3 separate regions of the Mus musculus genome follow, and regions 2 and 3 are each linked to region 1. Evidence: chromatin contacts called from ENCODE Hi-C or POLR2A ChIA-PET data. All regions are on one chromosome and are shown on one strand. The core of a region is the stretch at or near the end of the contact, and the rest is flanking DNA. Distances in the headings are between cores, read along the strand shown.

What was found. Hi-C counts contacts between places; a loop is a spot of excess contacts on that map. ChIA-PET counts read pairs that join two places held with the same protein, here RNA polymerase II (POLR2A).
Region 2: a map of T-helper 17 cell shows a loop between it and region 1 (2.4-fold over the local background). The contact joins the promoter of Nfic here to the promoter of Tbxa2r in region 1. A Hi-C loop is called at or near these places in 1 of 37 maps with a recorded cell type or tissue (T-helper 17 cell). POLR2A ChIA-PET finds 5 or more read pairs at or near these places in 4 of 5 experiments (Patski and embryonic stem cell).
Region 3: a loop to region 1 is called in a map of heart, with 5 times the contacts of the local background. The contact joins the enhancer-like site here to the promoter of Tbxa2r in region 1. A Hi-C loop is called at or near these places in 1 of 37 maps with a recorded cell type or tissue (heart). POLR2A ChIA-PET finds 5 or more read pairs at or near these places in 4 of 5 experiments (Patski and embryonic stem cell).

Annotation. Positions count from the first base shown.
Region 1 is chr10:81,326,177-81,330,664 of GRCm38, forward strand. It overlaps Tbxa2r (thromboxane A2 receptor), which reads left to right and starts at 2,527. Exons shown (of 3, transcript NM_001277265.1): 1 at 2,527-2,741. Cactin (cactin, spliceosome C complex subunit) reads left to right here. Exons shown (of 9, transcript NM_027381.2): 9 at 1-75.
Region 2 is chr10:81,424,741-81,429,228 of GRCm38, forward strand. It overlaps Nfic (nuclear factor I/C), which reads right to left and starts at 2,433. Exons shown (of 10, transcript NM_008688.3): 1 at 2,336-2,433. The coding sequence starts at 2,365.
Region 3 is chr10:81,403,983-81,408,470 of GRCm38, forward strand. Nfic (nuclear factor I/C) reads right to left here. Exons shown (of 10, transcript NM_008688.3): 4 at 4,353-4,427; 5 at 4,124-4,247; 6 at 3,573-3,697; 7 at 2,107-2,232; 8 at 842-1,026. Among named protein-coding and RNA genes, the nearest start is that of Gm16104, 3.3 kb to the right of the region's middle. Within about 2 kb of position 2,036, at least 2 of the 3 ENCODE cell types and tissues checked have a DNase peak (open chromatin) inside an H3K27ac peak, as active enhancers do; they include heart, where a contact is called at or near this core.

The sequences.
Region 1 (4,488 bases), core at 1,277-3,776:
CATGGACTTGTTCAACCGGGGAACCCCGTGTGGTTTTGATACATTTAATAGAAAGCTTATTCTAAACTGGCTTCTGATCTGAGTCACAGGGCAGATACCACACCCAGATGGCTCAGGGAATTGGGGTCAGGACTCAGGGTCTTCTCTAACAAGACCACTGCCGTCTGGGGAGACATGGCTGTCACCACTGGGGTGGGTCATTGTTTGCACCCAGTGGAGGCCAAGGATACCAAGTGTCACCCATTGGCGAGGCTGAGAGGCCACCCTGTCATCCCAGCCCCTAACCCCATGGAATGTAGCAAGACACACACCTGTCCAGATAGGACTATACTGCAGCCCAAAAGTAGCCCTGTCCTGTTAGCCCAGGGAGGTGTGACTAATGGCCTCTGCCGTGGACACTCACTCATCCCCAAAAGTCCCACCAGGACAGAGCTGGGACATCTGAGCTTAGGAGATACTTGTATGCCTTACACAGCACATAGCATGTTGGGCCTCCGTTTCTTTACCTGGGCTACAAGGGGTCCATCCCCTCCCCCACTACACTATGAAGTCTCCGGCCTGTTGGCTTCTCCTGTGTGCAGGGTCCCAGCTTGCAAAGAGGCAGAACTGGGGAAGGGGATGGGGGCATGCAGCTAAGGGCATCCTGAGGTGCCCAGCGTTGGAGAGCAGGCCCCGCCCTCCGGAAGGGGGTCCAGCCATCCCAGGGCACTGAGGAGCCATAGGTGGTGAGGCGGGCATGGATGCAGACCCTTGCTCAGACCTCTCCCAATGCACACAGGACTCTAAAGTCCCGGAAACTGCCTCCAGCTCCCACGCCAGTTGTTTCCTTCCTTTGGCTGTGTCCATGGCTAAGAATAGGCCCCATAGCCTGGCCCCCAGCCTCGGCGGAAGCCACAGCCACAGGGGGTACATCCTGAGCCTCAGCTCCCACACCAACCCAGCATCCTTGAGCCCAACTCCTGTCCTTGACTGTGGTTGGGAGCCTTAGCAGGAAACTGCAGCTCCGGGCCTCACCTGATGGTCTTGTGTGGGCTCTACATCACACTATGTTTCTGCCTAAGTTTCACCATGCATTCTGAGCTCTGTCACCTCCACACAACAAAGATGAGTGTCCTTCAGCCATTACCTGATTCTCCAGACCAAACATATCCTTATCTCAGGTCAAGGGACAGAGGAAGAACATACAACCACCTCTCTGTTTCATCCACCCCAACCCATCCACATCAAGAGCAGCCTCAGATCCTCTTCCCACCACAGCTCCTCACCCTCACCACCAAACATTCCTGCCAGGACACCTAGGCAGGGTTTCTCTGTGTAGCCCTGGCTGTCCTGGAACTCACTCTGTAGACCAGGCTGGCCTCGAATTCAGAAATTCACCAGCCTCTGCCTCCCAAGTGCTGGGGTTAAAGGTGTGTGCCACCACGCCCGGCTTTTTTTTTTTTCTTTTAAGATTTATTTATTATTATAAATAAGTACACTGTAGCTGTCTTCAGACGCACCAGAAGAGGCCATCAGATCTCATTATGGGTGGTTATGAGCCACCATGTGGTTGCTGGGAATTGAACTCAGGACCTTCAGAAGAGCAGTCAGTGCTTTTACCGGCTGAGCCATCTCACCAGCCCCCGAAAAAACCCAATCTTCATACCCCTTACACCCACAGTATTGATACCTAGCCAAATGTTGAGAAGGTAAAGACATTTGTTTTGCCTCAGCAGCCTGAGATCAGAAACGTGGGATGATCTGTGTCCATTTCTGTCCCTAGCTTATGGGATGGATAGACAGGGCAGGCCCAGCTAGGAAATCAGAGGAACTACAAACTTCACGGGGGTAGAGGCCAGTCAGGGTCAGGACCTAGTGTTGGGATGGGTGGGAAGGCAGGAAGGGTGGGGGTGGTGCAGCAGGCAAGGGGCTTCCTGCTGCTGACAAGAGTCTGGCTGACCCTGGGCAGACTATGGAACTGGGAGGTTGAGGTCACAGCCAGGCCAGGCATCTCAATCCCCACCAGGACCTGTCAGGGCCAAAGAGACCCAAGGTCACCTCCTCCACGCAGGCCCCCCTCCTCCAGCTACTAGGCACAGGACTAACACCCCTGCCTGGCTCAGTCATCCTGGGCAACTGTCAGGGCTTCAGGCAGTGAGTCTGCAGGGGAGGGTTCCCCAAGACTGCTCCATCTCTAGAGGACAGCCTGGTCTCCGACCTTACACCTCCCCTACCCCAGCCCTCTCCTTCCCCTCCAGCTCTTGGTCCCTGCAGTCAGGCTGGAGCTGGCCTTGCTGACCCAATATCCCTGGAAGGCTCCTGGACAGCCTTGGCGAAGGTTAGTTGCTGCTGTGTCAGGACCAGCCCCATTTGGCCTCCCAGCTCTTCCCACATGGCCTCCCTCTGGGTCCCTGACCTTTCAACAACTGATGTCTCTCTCTACTCTGTCACCCTTGTGCCCTGCTTGGTTCCCACCCTAGCGGCTGAGAGGCGAGGCCAGCGCCAGCGCAGGGGGTGGGGCTGACGAGAGTCGGCAGAAAGACAGATGGAGACAGGGCGGGACGGGAAACAGCCTCACAGTCCCATCCCTCCAGCCCTGGACGCCTGAGGGTCTCCAGTGCTCCCCTGTACCCACGGCCCCAGGGCTTCTGTTGGGGCCTCCCCTCAACCAACGTGACTTGGTTTCCCCAGGGAACTCCCCTACCTGCTCTCTCTGCCTGGCCTGGAACACCACAGAGGACACCTAGGTACAAACAGCACAGGTGAGTCCCTTGCCTCCCTACTGTGACTATACCACTGTACCCAGGTAAGCCTCTGCATAGATCCTGGGGAACCCAGATCCACTAACAACCCTGCTGTGGCCTGCCTACAGGGGGGAATGATAGCAACCAGGTGCCAAAGTTCCCTGAAGGGGATCCTGTGGTGTGACATTTACTCCGGTGGTCTAGCCTGGGCAAGTGCAGTTTCCCTGGTGGTACGTGGGTACACTGGTTTCCTGTGTCTGGGTGAGGCCAGTCCAAGATGCTGTGGCAGTGATGAAGTTGGGGGTGGGATGGAATGGAGCTGGGAGCTACAGTGTGTGGCTTGGAGCTGGGCATGGTGATTGTACTCACATAGGCTCAGCTCAGAACCTGGGTCACATCTCGATGGCACATGTCCTACCCAGAGAGGGGCATCCATCCAACATGCCAGAAAACAGGCCTCGGGGCCCCTCCCCCAGCCCACTGCCACAGGATGACACCTGCACCCTGGAACTGTGGCACAAACAGGAAGCAGGCAGTGGGGGGAACAGCATGCGGTGAAGGTGAACCTGAGTCTGTGGGGTTGTGGGCATGCACACTGGGTATTTGGGGTGCTGGCAGAACAGCCCACTGGGCACAGCTGCGGCCAAGGCTCAGCCTCAGGAGCTCATAAGCAGAAAGTCACCAGGGAAGGCAAATTCGTTACACGGGGAAAACTGAGGCTGTGTAGCGTGGCTATGGGTGATGGAGGTGTGGGGAGCCCAGGCTGCTCTGAGGCCTGGTGGGGGAGGCTTGTTGCAGATGGAGGAGTTGGGAGAAGGAGGAGGGGCCTAGCCTGCAGAGCCCAGCCACACACCACATTCCACCAAGGCTGGAACTCAGCCACCCAGCCTGGGCCTCAAGGAATGAGCTCTAGCGTCCCAGGGCACACATATACAAGGATGAGGCCCCATCCTAGACAGAATACCACTGCCTTCCACCCCCAACGGTGGGAACATGGCTCAGGAACGCAGGACCATCCCACATCCCAGGGACTCAGGGTGGGAGGGTTCCAGAATCCTTCTGCTTCCTGGTGTCCAAAGCTGGGGTGTGGTGGCCTGTGCCTGTCACCCCAACAGAAGCTGGAGGCAGATGGAGCTCAGTGAGTTCCAGGCCAGCCTGGTCTACACAGAGTCTGCATGAGGACAAACAGAATTCCTGAGCCTTGAAATTCCCAGGCCCAAAGCTCCCTGCTCCAAAGCTGTGGAACCTGATGGGGCGCAGAGACGCCAAGTAAGTCTCCTGAGACCACACAGCATGGGCTGCTGGCCAGCGTGGGAGGCTGCCAGGTCTGCCTCAAGTCTCGCCTAGGCAACTTGAGCTCACCATTATCACTTGAACCCCAGGGGAGGAAGGAAGGGGCTGGAAAAGCCATCCCTCCTTGATGCTTGTCTCCAAAGAGCTGGCTTGTGAGGGACCTGGTGGCCTTGGTGAGGCTGGGTCAAGGACTGGACAGAGCAGGGGGCTGACCACCAATGACGCCCACCTTGAGAAAGGGAGCATATGAGTCCTGGCACTGAAACTCAGAGATAGGCAGAGCACCTCAGAGGCAGGGCTATGCCATCCACCAGGCCGCCCACCCTGACCTCATCCCTGAGCCTCAGGTTCATCCCTGGATCTTCCTCTGGATGGTGCAGGCCCAGCCAGGCAGTGGTCTGTAGTAAGGCCTCCTAAGGGGATCGTGGAAGCAGCACCTACTAGGCTGCTTATACCTGCATGGAGCATTCTG
Region 2 (4,488 bases), core at 1,183-3,682, 98 kb after region 1:
AGGGATTTGGCCCCAAACCCGGAATAACTAACGTGGGGCGGGAGGGCGGGAAGGAGGAAGGGGGAGGGGGAGGGGACACCTCAGCTTGGGATTCATGGAAGTAACGGCTGCTTCCTCCAGAGAGTAAAAGTGAAAAGGGGCCTGAGTCACCACCCAGAGTGACAGACGGCACAGGGGACCCATGGAGCTCCCAGAATTCTCTTGGGCACCTGGTGCCCTGGCATGGACACTGACATCAGGGCCAACCCCGCCCCGGGCCAGGCTCCCGGTAGGATCCGGTTGGATCAGCAAAGGAGTTATTTCAGTCTGAACCCTGGCTGTAAAATTAGCCGATTTAGGAGGGACGGGTGAAGAGAGACAGAGAGACAGAGACAGAGACAGGTCAAGGCAGACACCATGAGTGACATGTGGGGGGGGGGCAGGGCGGAGAGGTTGGGGGGCTGCAGCGTTGCTCCTTGGGTCCTTCTGTCCAGCCTGGGCTTGTGTGGAGCTGGAGAGACCACACTTGGAATTCAGGGGACTCTTGAGATCCCATGGGGGACTCCCTCAGGGTAGGAGGGGGTGAGTGGGAGATCACAGGGGTGGCATCCTTCCTGCCAGATCGACCCACACCCTCCTATGGGGGAAACTGAGGCCAAGGCCACACTAAGTCCTCAGGGCTGGAGCCAGCACTGGGGTTGCCCCCGCCCCCAGCTCCCAGCAGCAGCCTGGATGGAGGCCTCCAGAAGGCCAGGACGGGGAATTCCACGTGCCCAGGCTGCCTTCCAGCCGGCCACGTCTGCCTCAGACCTCTCAGCCACCAGTAGTCAGTCAGCACAGAGACTCCAGTCTCCCTGGGGTCACACAGCAATTACATCCCAATGCCGGTGCTCTGGCGGCAACTGAGCAACGCCTGCCCTGGGCTGTGGGGTGACCCACTCCTCAAATCTCACTTGAAGTAGAAACTGAGGCCTGCAGAGGGGCAGGCATTTATCCAAGGTCACCAGGGAACCCTGGGTAGGGCAGGCTGGGGTTCCCTCAGTATGAGGGTCTCCCCTGGGGATCACAGAACTGCACCTCTTACCAAGATGGAGGGACCCGCAGGAGTGGAGGACCCCAGGATCCTGTCCCTGAGATGGGCTACCTGGGTCTTCCCTGGCAAAAACAACCATGGCCCTCACAAAGTTCTCCTCAGGACATCAGACAACTGCAATTCCCAGAACCAACACAGTCTGGAGACCACTATGTCTCACTCTCTTTCAGGGGAAACTGAGGCAGACACAGCAAAAAAAAAAAAAAAAAAATCACAAGAGGCTGTGGAGTTGGAAAAGACAGGCTTATGATTCCAGGGGGCAGACACAGCTGGGGGGCTCCTTGAAGGGGGGTCCCCTGGAGGGATGGATGCACCCCTCCCCACTCTCCCTCAGATGCTGGAACCCAGCCAGAGGGGCACAGCAGGGCAGGTGCTGGATTGGCCACCTAGTACGCAGTGTCCGCCAGTCCCCTGCCGCCGCCGCGGCCTCCTCCTCCTCCTCCTCCTCCTCCTCCTCCTCCTCCTCCTCCTCCTCCTCCTCCTCCTCCTCCAGCCCTGGCCTCTGCTCCTCCCGCCAGCCGCCTGGCAGCGCCTGCTCGGCTCAATAATTCAAGAATCAATGCGGAGCTGGGGGGGAGCTGAGCCAGGGAAGGGGGGGGACCCGCGATGGACACCCGCAAGACTGCCCCTCCCCCCGCGCGCCAACTTCGCGCGCCCCTCCCCCTTCGCGCGCACACGTGGGCCTGAAATGGAGGGGGACACTGCCAGCTGGAGGGGGGGGCGGCCACCTGGGAAACCAAGAACTCGCGAACAAATAGTCTAGGGGTCCCTTTACCGCACAGCTAGGGAGACCTACAGTGCAGCAGGGAACCCCAAGATCAGTCCTACGGGCGGGTGGGGAGCGTTCTACGTGCGGGTGGGGTGCTTCCTGCGGACACCTACTCTCTTCTCCATCTGGAGGGGACCCAGACTTCCTGGGTGCAAAGGGTGAGGGCTGTGGGGAGGACGCCAGCCCCCCCCCCCATCCAGCCAAGACGAGAGAGAGTTCCAAAAACAGCCGATTTAGATCAAAGTGGGGGCCCAGAAAATGGGGTTCCAAGTGTGCAATCAAGCTTAACGAGGATGGAATCCCCAATCTCAAGAGTTGCCCGCACCCCAGGTCCATGCCAGGAACACCCTGGCCTGGAAGAGGGTGGGTAGAGAGGACGCGCGCGCTTTTTTTTTCCCACCCCCGCTGCGGAGGGGAGGTTCCAGACTGCAAGAATGCGGTTCCAGGTGGAGCCGGGGTGCGGGCCGGGGCCAGGCCGGGAGCGGGGTGCGTACCTGGGTCAGGCAGAGCGGGGAGGAATACATCCCGGGGCGCTGGCACCGGAGGCGCAGAGGCCGAGCGGCCGCCGAACTTACTGAGTCATTTTTGCAGCCGCCCTCCCGCTCCTCCCTCCGCCGTCCTCCCCGCCCCGCGCCGCCTCTCGCCCGCCCCCGCTCCCTCCCTGCCGCCCGCATCCAACTTTCAAAGAAATCGCCGACAGCAAACAAGCAAGCAAACAAACAAACAAACTATGTCTCTACACGCGGACCCCCTAGTCCCCTCCCTCTAGAGCTATCCATTTGTAGAGGAGGACACAGCGATCAGGTCCACGAGATGGGGCTGAGCCCTTAGCTGCCCCCCACATCCCACCTGAGTCCCTGCAGCAGCCTGCCTCTGCCCCCAACTGTACCCCAAACTCCATCTGTCCCCTCACCTGTGCCCTCAAAGTGGCCACTGCCAGTAGGGTAGAGGGGGACCAGTGTGGGAGGCTTTCCCTTAAAAAGCCAATAAGTGGTCTAGCAGCAGGTATGGGGTCCCTGGGAAGGGTGCGGTGCAGGACTCAAGGCCAGGCCAGGCTCTGACACTACTGTGTGATAAAGAGCAGAGTGGGGTGATCCAGGCCAACCAGGTCCCCAAGTTTAGATCAGTGTCCAGGCTGCCCATTTCATATTTGGGGAATCTGAGGCACAGGGAAATCTCACTCCAACTAACTTCATTTTTCTTCTCTTTTCTTCCCTTCCTTCCTTTCTTTTAATTATTACTATTTTTGAGCCAGAGTCTCATGTTGCCCAGGTTGGCCTTGAACTCACTATGTAGCTAAAGATGACCTTGAACTCTGGATCCTCCTACTTCAGCCTCCTGGGAAGACAGGTATGCTGGGCCTTGCCCAGCTGGAGATCACCTTTCTGAAGGCAGCGTCTGAAGAAGCCTGCACACCCCCACCCCGGCCACCAGTGTCCACTCACAAGTCTAGGCCTTTTTCAATTATTTCTCTCCCAGGGACCCAAGGACATGGGATGTGAGGGCTGGGGGGAGAGTGTGCTACAGAGCAGTAAGATGCTTTAATCCGTTATCACTGTAATTCCAGTGAAGCCAAGGCCCAGAGAAGGAAACCACTGGTTGGGGTGTCGGGTCCCAGGTGCCTGCCTGGCACACCGGCCACCTGGTCCATACCCCAGGAGATGCCTGTGAGTGACACTATTAGGAGTACCCACGGATACTGACCAAACCACCTGTCAGATTGGATGCGCGCCCTTGGGATGTCCAGGACACCAGGGCCCACACCTGTCATCCCAGCAGGGATGAAGAGGCAGGAGTGTCAGAAGCCAAAGGCCAGCCTGGGCTACATGAGCCCATACTGATCACCTCCCTATATTAGGGACAGCACACAGCAGGTTCAATGCATGCATAGTGTGCATGTGTGGCTCTGTCCCAGCCAATAAACATCATTCTCCCTGAACCTCAGTTTCCCCGTGGGTGTCTAATGTTCTGGGTTGTGGAGATGCAAGCAGACACCAGCACCGAGGTGACCATGTGCCAAGGGTGCATCGGGAGGCTCAGGAGGACACTAGACTTGTACCTCAGCTGCATATGACCCATTTGTTAAAAAAATAAAAAGTCAGGGTGCTGGAGAGACAGCTCAGCAGTTACAGTCCCAGCTGCTCTAGCAGAGGAACCCAGTTTCGGTTCCCAGCACCACCCACATGGCAGCTCACAACGGTCGTGGGACCCCGACACCCCCACATGTGGGGCACACAGATATAAATAACAAAATAAACAGAAATAAATCTAAATATACAAATTAAAGCCAGGCATGGTGGTGCATGACTTTAACCCCAGTGCTCAGGGGGCAGAGGCAGGTGGATCTCTGTGGTCAAACCTAGTCTACAGAGAGAGATGCTATCTAAAAATAAAGGCATCTTGCTGTTGTTATTCTTACCACAGTTGCCTCTGGAACTGTCCCTAACACAACTGCACTAAGGGAGAGACATGGCCACCAACACAAACTTCCACCAACTGGGTCCAGCACAGGGCAACCCAGCCCCAAGCCTCAGCCAGGGACAACCTAAAATCATATACAGCCAGGAAAAAAGGGGGGCGACCTGGGGCTGTCTCCAAGGTCCATCCAGGCAGGGTCCCCAGGCAGGAATTGCTGTCACTAACCCAG
Region 3 (4,488 bases), core at 786-3,285, 77 kb after region 1:
TACATATCTCAATCTTAACCATCAGTTTGTCTGGAGCTGAAAAACCTAGGTGCCAGGGAGGAAAGGACCAGGGCTGTTCTTGTACCACCAGGGGTAGAAAAGGGGGGGTCAGCATATGTGGGGTGGGGAGAGTGGATCCAAAGGAAGACACAAGGTGGGAGAATTGGCATGACTGCGTCTGTAAAGTTCCTGTTGTATACCAAACAAAATCTCCACCTCTGACCACGCCCCCAGGTGATCAAGGAGAGATTCACGTGGAGGTGAGGGAAGGAGAGCTAAACCCTGACCACGCCCCCGGCCCCCTCTCTGGAGGAGTGTAGGTGAGACTCCACCCCCGACCACGCCCCCAGCCCCCTCATAGGGGATTGTAGTCTGATTCAAGTAACTGGTGTGGAAACTTAGACACCGGGAGAGGTGAGTTCCTGGGGTTAGGCAGGACACGAACTGTGTGGAAAGACAACTTTCACACCCATGGATGGGTGGGACCTGACCCATGGATACTTGGCTAGCTTTAAATCTCATCCTATCACTTCAATCCACCGCGGCTCTGTATCCCTTCCATGCTGCGACACGGCACACCAGTTATTTCCCCCAAATTCCTCCCAAGAGGTCCAGCGCCCGAGTCCCACACACTTTTCTGTCACTTGATTGTGGGTTTCACCATGCAGCCCAGGCTGGCCTCGAACCTGTAGCAGACCTCCTGCCTCGGCCTCCCAAATGCTTTACATCGTGGTCTTGTGTTTGGCATAAGTTACTACCAGAGCATGCAGCTAGTGGAGCCGCCAGGCTGCTCACGGTGACTGCGGCTGCCCCATCCCGACCAGCAAGGGCCGGCACTCACCGGTCCAGGCTGCTGGGTGGCCGGGTCACAGGCCAGGGACACCAGATCCTTGAGCGGGTCCTGGGGGTTGAGATGTGGCGGGTACCGGATGGCCGTATGGGGGAAGTAGGTGGAGGCTGTCTGTGGCAGGATGGGCGTGGCAGGGAAGTGCAGGGCCGAGGTCGGGTGGGGGCTCCGCGCGATGCCTGTGGACAGACAGTCCCCAAACTCTCATGATGCGCAGTCTGGGTGGAACTTCAGGCTATCCTCCTGCCTCAGCTTAAGGGATGCCATAGTGGTCCCCAGCAGAGCAGATGGCTGGTGGGTGAGTGCAGCTCTGTGCCTCACAGGCCCTTTCCACAAAGAGCCAGGCAGTAAACCATGAAAAAGGACACACACACACACACACACACACACACACACACACAAAAGAAAATACAGGGGCTGGCAAGATGGCTCAGCAGTTAAGAGCACTGACTGCTCTTCCGAAGGACCTGGGTTCAAATCCCAGCAACTACATGGTGGCTCACAACCATCTGTAATGGGATCTGATGCCCTCTTCTTGTGTGTCTGAAGACAGCTACAGTGTACTTACATACAATAAATAAATAAATCTTTTTAAAAAATAAGAAAATACAGAGCCTGGGTGTAGTCTACAGAGCTTTCCTCAGTACACAGGAGCCTGTGGCAGGAGGATTGCCATGAGTTCAAGGCCAGCCTGAGCTACAAAGTGAGGTGTTGCCTGATTACAACTAAATGTCCAATAGTCTCCACTACCTTCACATTATGCTGTGACATCTGCTCTACCCCTCCCAGGCCTCCAATGAATCCACTTCCTGTCTCTCCAGTGTCCCTACACACACACTTCCCGTCACAGAGCATACTTGAAATACAACCTACAGGCCCTCCACACTGTGGGATGTCAGAGCCTTGCTCCTGTTCACAGCTGTGTAATATCCCAGTGTCATCAGGCATCACTAAGTCCTCTCTCCACAGTGGCCGCCCACCCCTTCCCAGTCCTGCGGTAGATGGTCACATGATCGTGTCTCTCCCCTTGCTGGGCTCTATCAGGATCACAGAGTATGGCTAACCTGGCATGCAGAGATCTGAAATTAATGAAGTAGCTGCTTGGAATCAGGTGCTAAACAATCCTTCTATTTCACTCTACAGGTGACACTTGGCGCCCCCTACAGGTTGCATCACCAAAGGGCAGGCCGTGCTCAGAAACCTGCAGCCCTTTCGTGGCTGTGCTGGTGACAGTTGCGCCTCCCACAGGTGACACTCACCACTGTGTACCGCGATGACCGGCCTGTGGTGTTGTGTGAAGCTGGAGAGCCGGGGGGAGTCCTGGGGGGACGGGCTGTTGAATGGAGATTTGTCCATCTCTGTCTTCTTCACCGGGGATGAGATGCCTGTGGGGAGGGGACCCAAGTCTCCATCTCTGAAGGGCAGCAAGTGATGCCACACATACCCCCCAAGCCCAAGGCTGTACATGGGAATGGGTGGGGGGAGACACTCAGAATGTCCTCCAGTGGCTCAGGAGAGGGCACAGTAGATAATACACAGCCACAGACAGGAGCAAGGCCCTGACATGTCTTCACGGCAGGTTCCTTCTATTTTCAGAGACTTTTCTCTGTTCCCTCGGGGACTGATGCTGGGGCTGACCACAGTCAGATGCTTGTCCCCTACCTCACTGGCTCAGACTAGTCTCCAACTCATTGCAATCCTCTTGCCCCAGCTGCTCAAGTGCTGGGATACCAACTACAGTCTGCTCTCACCACCCTCATGTCAGCAAACACACATCACAGGTTGAGGGGGGAAAGACAACTGTGGACACCTGCCTCCCTTGGGGGTGACACGGGAAGCAGACTACAAGGGATGAGGTCAGAGTCTCTAGGAGCAGCACCCAATGTGGCCGCAGGGCCCCACTGTCCCTGTCAGTCCTCCTGACCTCCCCAGTCAGACGTCTTATCCACGGTCCCCCAGGGCAGCATCAGCTCACACCCCTTCCTGTCTAGACTGTCCCCATTACAGGCTCATTAGGGCTACTAAGTGGATTAGGGCAGCCTGTCTATGTCCAGCCTTTGGCGCCGGGGCCTGCCAGTGCCAGGCGAGGTCCCCACACCCCCCATGTGCCCCACCCCCACCAGCCAGGCCTCAGTTTCTCCCAGCTACATCCTAGCCTGTGGAGAGCTCTGGACCCTCCCATCCCTGCCCTAGACATTGACTGGAACCAGAGACTCTGCTCCCCTGGCTGTGGGGGGGAGGGTGTCTCACAGCGCTGCAGGGACCAAGCTGGGGTTTGTGGGCGACTAGACCCCTCCCCACCTACGACTCCACCCCTCCCCACCCGCGGTGCTTCAAGAATGGCCTTGGGGTGTTGCAAATGTGGAAACGGAGGCTTCAGAGGCTGGCGTGACCAAGAGGCTGCCAGGCTGGGCTCGATGACTCCTGTGGGCTGCAATCTCAGGGGTGCGCAGATGAGGTCCTGAGATGCCCAGGGGGGCACCTGGAACCAAAAGCTGTGGGAACGCCGAGTTTCCGGACTTGGCTACCGGACGAGGTATACAATTCCCAGGAGACCCTGCGACTCGGACCTGCTTCTTACTTATGGCACCTGCAGTGTTCGGGCTGGAATATCTAGTTTACAGTAAGGTAACACACGGCTGGACTACAACTCCCTGGAGGCCCTGCAATGTTAGCTTAGCTCCTGCCACGGGTGCGTGGGTCCTAACTGTGCCTCTGGTCTTACCTCCTTCTATGTCTTCCGTCCAGTTGCGGCTGCTACTCGTGGGTGAGTTGGGCGACGTGTAGTAGTCGCCGCCGGGGCTCGTGTCCACGTCCTCTTCCATCGAGCCCGACTTGTGCCGCTTGCTCCTGGAGGGGGCGGAGATAACAGTCCGGTGGTTACCACGGAGATGGTGGAGGAGTTGGCTAACTTCCCATTTGTAGGGTGAGTCATCACAGGACCGCATCCTGTCAATTACCCTTTGCTAGAGACACCGGGACAGAAGCGAGAGGGCACCCCAGTGTCTTTGCAGGCTGTCATATGGGAAACACATCACATGATCAGCTCTCTGTCCCACAAATCTCAGGAGAAATTTGTTGGACTCAGTGGCCTACCAGGGCTCGGGGAGAGGGCACTAATTAACTAAGTTTTGATGGATAAATAGTTTATCCGCCCACTTGTAAAGTAAAAACAGGTGTTGCAGACAGAACAGTAAGTCAGCTAAAGTGAGAAGGGGAGGGGACAGTGGGGGAGCTGAGACCAGATGTACCCAGCAGGGTAACCTTGGCACCTACCCACTGGAGGAGGTGCTGGGTAGAGTCCTTCTCATGCCGGCGCTGGCCGGGTTCAGGTCATATGCCAGGTGACCCTGCAGCTCTCCCAGTGAGAAGTTGGGTCCGGTTCCGGTCACCACAGGTGCTGGAGAAGGAGATGGATCCCATGAGGGGGCAGGGCGGAGTCCCGTAGCCCCATGTGACCAACCCAAACCCTGAAAATGGAGGGGTTGAGGATGGGGACACTCACTCCGAGACACTTGGATCAGCTCCGTGACACTGAACACACCTGACGTGACAAAGCTCTCCTGGAAGTCTGTGGTGTCTGGAAAGAGCACAGAGTCAGAGGTCAGCCGAGATGGCCACCTCCTTTCTCCATAGTGTCC